Linked DNA regions of Homo sapiens: region 1 is linked to region 2. Evidence: chromatin contacts called from ENCODE Hi-C or POLR2A ChIA-PET data. All regions are on one chromosome and are shown on one strand. The core of a region is the stretch at or near the end of the contact, and the rest is flanking DNA. Distances in the headings are between cores, read along the strand shown.

Evidence for each region. Hi-C counts contacts between places; a loop is a spot of excess contacts on that map. ChIA-PET counts read pairs that join two places held with the same protein, here RNA polymerase II (POLR2A). Pooled maps may share reads with other maps.
Region 1: a pooled map shows a loop between it and region 2 (7-fold over the local background). The contact joins the enhancer-like site here to the promoter of ALG8 in region 2. A Hi-C loop is called at or near these places in 5 of 37 single-sample maps with no recorded cell type and 9 of 50 pooled maps. POLR2A ChIA-PET finds 5 or more read pairs at or near these places in 4 of 52 experiments (GM12878, H1, activated B cell and 1 more).

The regions. Positions count from the first base shown.
Region 1 is chr11:78,308,791-78,312,395 of GRCh38, reverse strand. All of the region lies in intron 1 of GAB2 (GRB2 associated binding protein 2), which reads left to right. All of the region lies in intron 1 of LOC105369402 (a long non-coding RNA gene), which reads right to left. Among named protein-coding and RNA genes, the nearest start is that of GAB2, 110 kb to the left of the region's middle. Within about 2 kb of position 1,660, at least 17 of the 41 ENCODE cell types and tissues checked have a DNase peak (open chromatin) inside an H3K27ac peak, as active enhancers do; they include GM12878, where a contact is called at or near this core.
Region 2 is chr11:78,137,980-78,141,540 of GRCh38, reverse strand. ALG8 (ALG8 alpha-1,3-glucosyltransferase) reads left to right here and starts at 1,915. Exons shown (of 13, transcript NM_024079.5): 1 at 1,915-2,047. The coding sequence starts at 1,953. It overlaps KCTD21-AS1 (KCTD21 antisense RNA 1), which reads right to left and starts at 1,748. Exons shown (of 3, transcript NR_102281.1): 1 at 1,469-1,748. RefSeq lists enhancers at 472-1,182, 1,343-1,452, 2,063-2,142, 2,223-2,332.

The DNA.
Region 1 (3,605 bases), core at 411-2,910, 170 kb before region 2:
ATGTTGTAAGGATGGAATGAACTCTTATATGTAAAGTGCTTAGGAGAGTGCCTGGCCCAAAGTAACTGTATTTTGTTTTTGTTGTGGTGGTGGTGGTGGTGGTGGTGGTAAAGACCACACAGCTTGGAGAAACCCCAGAATCTCCCTCTTGTTTTCCTCTTACTTTCTTATTGAAGAACTGTAGGGAAATTACCTTTTTTTTTTTTTTTTAAACTCCACAGGTCATGCTGGCTCAGAGTTTACAGTAAACACCAGGAACATTCAGTTGGTTGTGCCCTCAGTTCAGGGCATCTTATGTAATGTGCTGCCCTGTGACACAGACCTAGAAAAAGGGCTGTTTTCAAGCCTAGACATGGGAGGAAGGTTGGTATTCTTCGTAATTTGCAGCAAGGCATGAAGCTGATGTCTATCACTACAGCCAGCCCTGGACGGCATTGTTTGTTAGGTAAAATTGTCGGTAGAACTCTGCTCTGCCTCTTACCTGTTTCTCTCACCCCATCTCAGGGCCTCAGGGCTCTGGCCTCTGTATGACCTGGTGGGATTGAGCTTCTGTAGGCACCTCTTCTTGCCCACAGCCTCATACCTAACTACCGCCTCGCTCCAAGTCCAGTTGTCTCAGGCTTTCTAGGTGTCTTGCTACTCTGGTAAACTAATTGTATCTTATGTATTTATGGAAAGAATTAATGAATAAACAAATGCATGGAGGCAATTTAAAAGCAATATAATAAGCAGTACCAACACCACTGCCTGGCCCACAGCCTGGCACGCAGAGGCTTTTGTTGTTATGTTATAGTGGCTCAGTGAAAACTTATTGAATAATTTATTACTTTTGGTGTAATGCATTTACTATCCTAACCGTATGTTTGAAGCCCAGTTCAAATGCTCTATCCTTTGTTGAACTGTTCTTATATCAAATAAAAATTCTTCCTTTTCTGTAATAGAACTTTATAGGAAAGTTTATATATATAATATTCTTTAGGGAAAGAAAAAAAAACAACCTTTATATTACCTTACTTGATTCTTGTAACAACCTGGTTAGGATTATCATCTTCATTTTATAATTGAAACTGAGGCTTAGGTATATGAAAGAGCTCATTTTTATGCAGCTCTTAAGTAATGAAGCTGACCCCAAAACTTACTTTCATGTATATAAAATGTACCTAATAAGTGTTCAGTAAATATGGGGGGAAGAAAAAACTTACTTTCATTTAGTAAATTATTTTTACCTCAGTACATTATATAGGCAGATGTATATTTTATGAAGTTGTGCCCATATTTTAGCTTCCCCACTAGAACAGAAGCCCTTTTGATCTGAGAACTGTCCCATCTTGTTGCCTCTGCTTCCCAGAGCTTCACACATAATAAATGTTTGAAAGTAAATTGCTAATTTTAACAGGGTTCTTCAGTGGCAGAATTTCATACAAAATCATTGTAGTGAAAGAAAAAACCTTTAGTAAGGAGACAAATCAAACTTTTTTCCCCTGTGTAGAGAGCTCCCTAATGGGTCTTCTTATTTTTTTAGAATGAACTGTAGGACATACCCACAAGGGTACTCTTTCTGATGGGTGATACGAGGCTCAGGGTTTGTGGCAATGAACTTTGCTCTTTCCCACACCTGAAGCTGCAGCTGTAACACACATCAGAGACTGAAGGACAGTGGCGCTGGAACACGACCAGGCCTGGGCTGCGGTTCGCCTTGGTGAACTGAGATTCATCACTATTAATATCTGAGTTTCCATTAATAACCCTTTTCACTGTGAGCTCATTTAAATCTTCTGTTCTCTAAGCTATTTTTAACCACACATTCTTGGGCCTGGGCCTGGTTCCCGCTTACAGATCATAACTTTCATTTTGATTTTTTTTTCTTTTTTTTTTTTTTTTTGAGACAGAGTCTTGCTCTGTCGCCCAGGCTGGAGTGCAAGTGGCACGATCTTGGCTCACTGCAAGCTCCGCCTCCCAGGTTCACGCCATTCTCCTGCCTCAGCCTCCCGAGTAGCTGGGACTACAGGCGCCCACCACCGTGCCCGGCTAATTTTTTTTTTTTTTTTTGTATTTTTAGTAGAGACGGGGTTTCACCGTGTTAGCCAGGATGGTCTTGATCTCCTGACCTCGTTATCCAACCGCCTTGGCCTCCCAAAGTGCTGGGATTACAGGCGTGAGCCACCGCACCCGGCTCATTTTGGTTTTTGTACTTGCAGAAATAATAGGAATTCTGCCCAACCCCTCACTCCCTCCACCCCCACATTTCTCAGAGGCGTGTATTGAAATTGTAGGTGGGACAATTCTTTGTTATGCGAGATTTTATCCTATGCATGGTTTGAGGTTAATATACCTGTCCTCTGCCCTCTAATGCCTGTAAGGCTTTCCAATCATTGTGACAACTTACCCCACCACTGCCACCACCACACACACAGGCGCGCGCGCACACACACACACACACACACACACACACACACACACACACACACATTTCTAACCCTCCCCAAAGTGAACCGTACTGGGACTGATTGAAAGCCATTATAACCAGACACCTCTCTCTGCCACCCTTGATCTCTCTCTGTTGACTTGAGTCCCTATCCAAGGTAGAACTAGGAAACAGGATGTTACTCTCTATATCCTGAGAAAAGCAGCTTTTCTGTTTCCCCAGAGCTCTCCACTTTGTGAAATAGAGAAGCAAATTAAGATCTTGGGGATTGAACTGCTGAGACCAGTTGAATATCATTGTTGCTCTGTCAAGACAGGTTTTTTAAAAAAATATTAGCCAGGCATGGTGGCATGTGCCTGTAGTCCCAGCTACTCAGGGGGCTGAGGTGGGAGGATCCCCTCAACCCTGGGGAGGTTGAGGTTGCAGTGAGCTGTGATCATGCCACTGTACTCCAGCCTGAGCGACAGACTGAGACCCTGTCTCAATTTAAAAAAAAAAAAAAAAAAGGCAGGGGGCAGGGTTTAACCACAAGATTTTATTCTCTTAAAATTACATGAAGGCTGGGGAGGGGGACAGGGACTGGGGAAAGGCTGTTAGTTAGTATGGAATTTCTTTTTGGGTGATGAAAATATTCTGGAATTAAATAGTGGTGATGGTTGTACAACCTTGCAAGTATACTAAAAGCTACTGAATTGTACACTGTAAAGGGTAGATTGTATTGCATGTGAATCATATCTCAATTTTTTTAATTGCTTGAGTCTGCTACTCTTAATATTTCCCTACCTGTCATCTGATCTCCCAAGCTTGAAACTTTTATCTGGCAGTTACTTTTGACTCTTCTCTCTCCCGCAGTTTTCATTTCTAGTGGGTCACTAAGACCTAACTCCTAAGTAATTCTCAAATACCTTTTTTTCTGTCCCCACTCCCAGTGACATTACTCAGGCTCTCCCTTGCCTGTACTGTCGTGACTAGCTGTTAATTTCTCTTCCTGTCTCTAGACTTCTCCTACCCTCAGCATCTTTCCAGGATGTTTCCAACTATGTCTTCAACTTTTTATTGTGAAATGGAATACACACACAAAAATTATATATAATATATACTGTACTATAAAGGAAACACCCATGTAATTACCACCCAGGTCAAAAAATTGCCAGCATCCCAGAAATCCCTGAATGTCTCT
Region 2 (3,561 bases), core at 666-3,165:
GGAAGGGGCCAAGGAATGCAGGCAACTTCTAAAAGCTGAAAAAGACAAGAAAAACAATCTCCCTGCAGAGCCTCTGGAAGCAACCAATCCAAATGACACCTTGACTTTACTCCAGTGACTGATTTTAGATTTCTGGTTTACAGAACTGTAAGAGAATAAATTTGTGTTGTTTTAAGCTACTAAGTTTATGGTAATTTCTTACAGCAGAAATAGAAAATTAATGCAAAGTGCCTTTAAAACATCTAAGTAGCTGGGCATGGTGGCGCACAACTGTAATCCCAATACTTTGGGAGGCTGAGGCAGGAAGATCACTTGAGCCCAGGAGTTTGAAACCAGCATGGACAATATAGGGAGATCCCATCTCTACACACACACACACACACGTTGCCACATCCCTGTGGTCCCAGTTACTCAGGAGGCTGAGGTGGGGAGGACTGCTTGAGCCCAGGAGATCGAGGCTGCAGTGAGCTGTGTTTGCACTATTGCCCTCCAGCCTGGGCCACAGAATGAGACCCTGTCTCTCAAAAACAAAACAAAAACATCTACGTGAGGTCAGGTAGCCAACTGGAGACCAGGGTCTGAAAGTGAGAGAAGAGTGCTGAGCTAGAAATCTGTGAATCATATTCACATGGGTGGCAGCTGAAGCTGTGGGAGGGCATAAACTCATATTAGGGAGGTGACACTGTCACCTACTTGCTGTGCATCTTTCAGCAAGATAATTAACTGATCTGACACATTATTGAGCATTTATTCTGTCCTGGAATCATATCAAGCAATTTACATGCATTCTCATTTAATCCTCACAACCAGTTTATGAGGCTGAAACTTTTTTTTTTTTAGACCAAAAGCATCTTGGATAAACAGGCCTGAGGCTTGCCCAGGCTGAAGTGCAATGGCGCGATCTCAGCTCACTGCAACCTCCGCCTCCCACGTTCACGCGATTCTCTAGCTTCAGCCTCCCGAGTAGGTGGAATTACAAGCGCCCGCCACCATGCACGGCTAATTTTTTTTTAATTTTTAGTAGAGACAGGGTTTCACCATATTGGCCAGGCTGATCTCAAACTCCTGAACTCAGGTGATTCGCCCACCTCGGCCTCCCAGTGTTGGGATTACAGGCGTGAGCCACCGCGTCCGGCCAGAAACCATTTTTATCTCCTATTTTCAAAAATAAATAAATAAATAAAAATTTTAAAAAAAGAAACTGAGGTTTAGAGTTTAGTTTGTCCAAGATCATACAGTAAAATAATGAGACAAGCCTAATTAAATTGCATGTGCCTCAGTCATTACGCAATCTGCGAGTTTGTTGGGCCTACTGAATCAGAATCCGAATTATTTTAACATGAACCGTAGGCTATTTGTACACTAAGCGTTAGGACTAGCCTCTACCCTGCTTCCAGAATGGGTTCCGCTCAAGCAGGAGGTGAGCCAAGAGCCTCGCTCAGAGTTCTAAAAACACAATGTTTCTCACCTCTGTATCTTTGCACATGCCATTCTCTAGCTGGATTTAATACTCCGGTGCAAGCGTCCAGGTTGGGAGCCCCCGCAGTTCTCTGAGGTACTTTTATCTACTGTAACTCTAGGGCAACAATCCTGGCTTCTCCACTAGTGCGTGAACGTCTCTAGCGTTAAGTTTTTTTCTCACCTAAGTATCCCCAATACTACACAGTGATGACCCAGCGCAAACGACCACTCTTTCAACGCAAGCATGAACTAGCTGATAAAACTTAAAAGTGGCTACAAACGCCTGCGCAGGAGCCCTTCCGGCCCGGGGTGAGACGCGGGTCTAAAGAAAAGGTGGGCGGGAGGTTTAAATAGCTGACTGCAGTCCCCGGACTGGCTGCGCCGCTCGCCGCATGCGCGCAGCTAGCGGGCACGGCTTCAGAGGGCTTTCTCCGCATGCGCGGGATCCCGGATGTGGATCAAGTTGGTGGGAAGCGTGCGGTGCCGCAGCAATGGCGGCGCTCACAATTGCCACGGGTACTGGCAATTGGTTTTCGGCTTTGGCGCTCGGGGTGACTCTTCTCAAATGCCTTCTCATCCCCACATAGTAAGGGACTCGCACGGCCAGGGGCTGGGCGGGGAGGCCCCGCGGTCGGTCAGGGCGGGAGAGAAAGGTGTGGATATCCCTGGGTATGAAGAGAAAACTTTAGGTCGTGTTTGTCGCTATCCTGCCTTTGCTAAGCTTTCTGTTTCGCCAGTTGTTACTTGACTTAGCCCCAGCTGGCTAGGTTCAGACCTGGCGCTGTCTGATTTGGAACAAATCACTTTAACGTTTCTGAACCTCAGGGTCCTCATCCTTAATAGGCAGTTAAGAACCTCTGCCTCCAACAGCCATTCAGCCAGTATTATCAGATGCCTGAGGTGCCAGGTACCGTTCTAACTCCCGGGAGATGCGGTGGTGAGCAAGACATTGCTGGTCCTTGCCCTCGAAGTTGGTGGGTGGAGCTAGACAAACAGGAACTTTTCAGATTGTGATAAAGGAAATAGAGGGTTACTAAGTGGCTGTGCGCTATTCCTTTAGAAGGTGATGTTTGAGTTGAAATTCAAAAAATGAAAAAGAATAAGTGATGTGGAAAGCAGTTCAGGCATAGGAAAGAGTAAGTTCAAAGGCCCTGTGGCAGGAAAGAAGTCAGAGCATTCTAGGAACAGAAAGTGCCCCTTGTGGCTGCAGAGCATTGAGGGAGAGGAGTGGCACAGCATGGGGTGCACTGGGGACAGATAACACAGGGTTTCGAAGACCACAGTTAGACTGCTGTGTAAAAAATGGATGTAGGGCCAAGACTGAAAGCGTGGAAACCAAGAAGCAACCATGAAATGGTGGTGTGTATACAGTAGGTACTCAGTATTTATTAATATTGGCTTCCGCCTTCCCTTCATCCTTCCTCTTTTTTCTTTTTCTCCCTCATCCCTTTTCTCCTTTCCCTCCCACTTCCTAGTTTAGGGTTTGTTTTATTGGTATCCTTTGATTCAGGCTCTTGGTGATCTCTTGTTGAATATGGGAGAGTCATATGTATAGAATGTAAGTCCATACTGATGCGTATATGTAATCATGTAAGTGGAATGTATATGTAGATTCAGTAAAATGATTAACTGTAGGTCTGTGCATAAGATTATTTCTTGCTTTAGTTGCCTCAGGCTAGAAATGTATCCTCAGAGTTGTTTTTTTTGTTTGTTATTTTTTTTTTTTTTGAGACAGTCTCGTCCCACTCTGTCACCCAGGCTGGAGTACAGTGGCACGATCTCAGCTTACTGCAACCTCTGCCTCCCGGGTTCAAACGATTCTCCTGCCTCAGCCTCCGGAGTAGCTGGGATTACAGGCTTGCACCACCGCGCCAGGCTAATTTTTGTATTTTTAGTAGAGATGGGGTTTCACCATGATGGCGGAGGGCTGATCTCAAATCTCCTGACCTCAAGTGATCCACCTGCCTCGGCCTCCCATAATGTTGGGATTACAGGCATGAGCCACCGTGCCTGGCCAGAGTTGTTATTTTGAATACTGCTCTTGGTCCAGGTTAAGAATGTATATAGCGCTCACTTTGGCAGCACATGTACAGGAATACC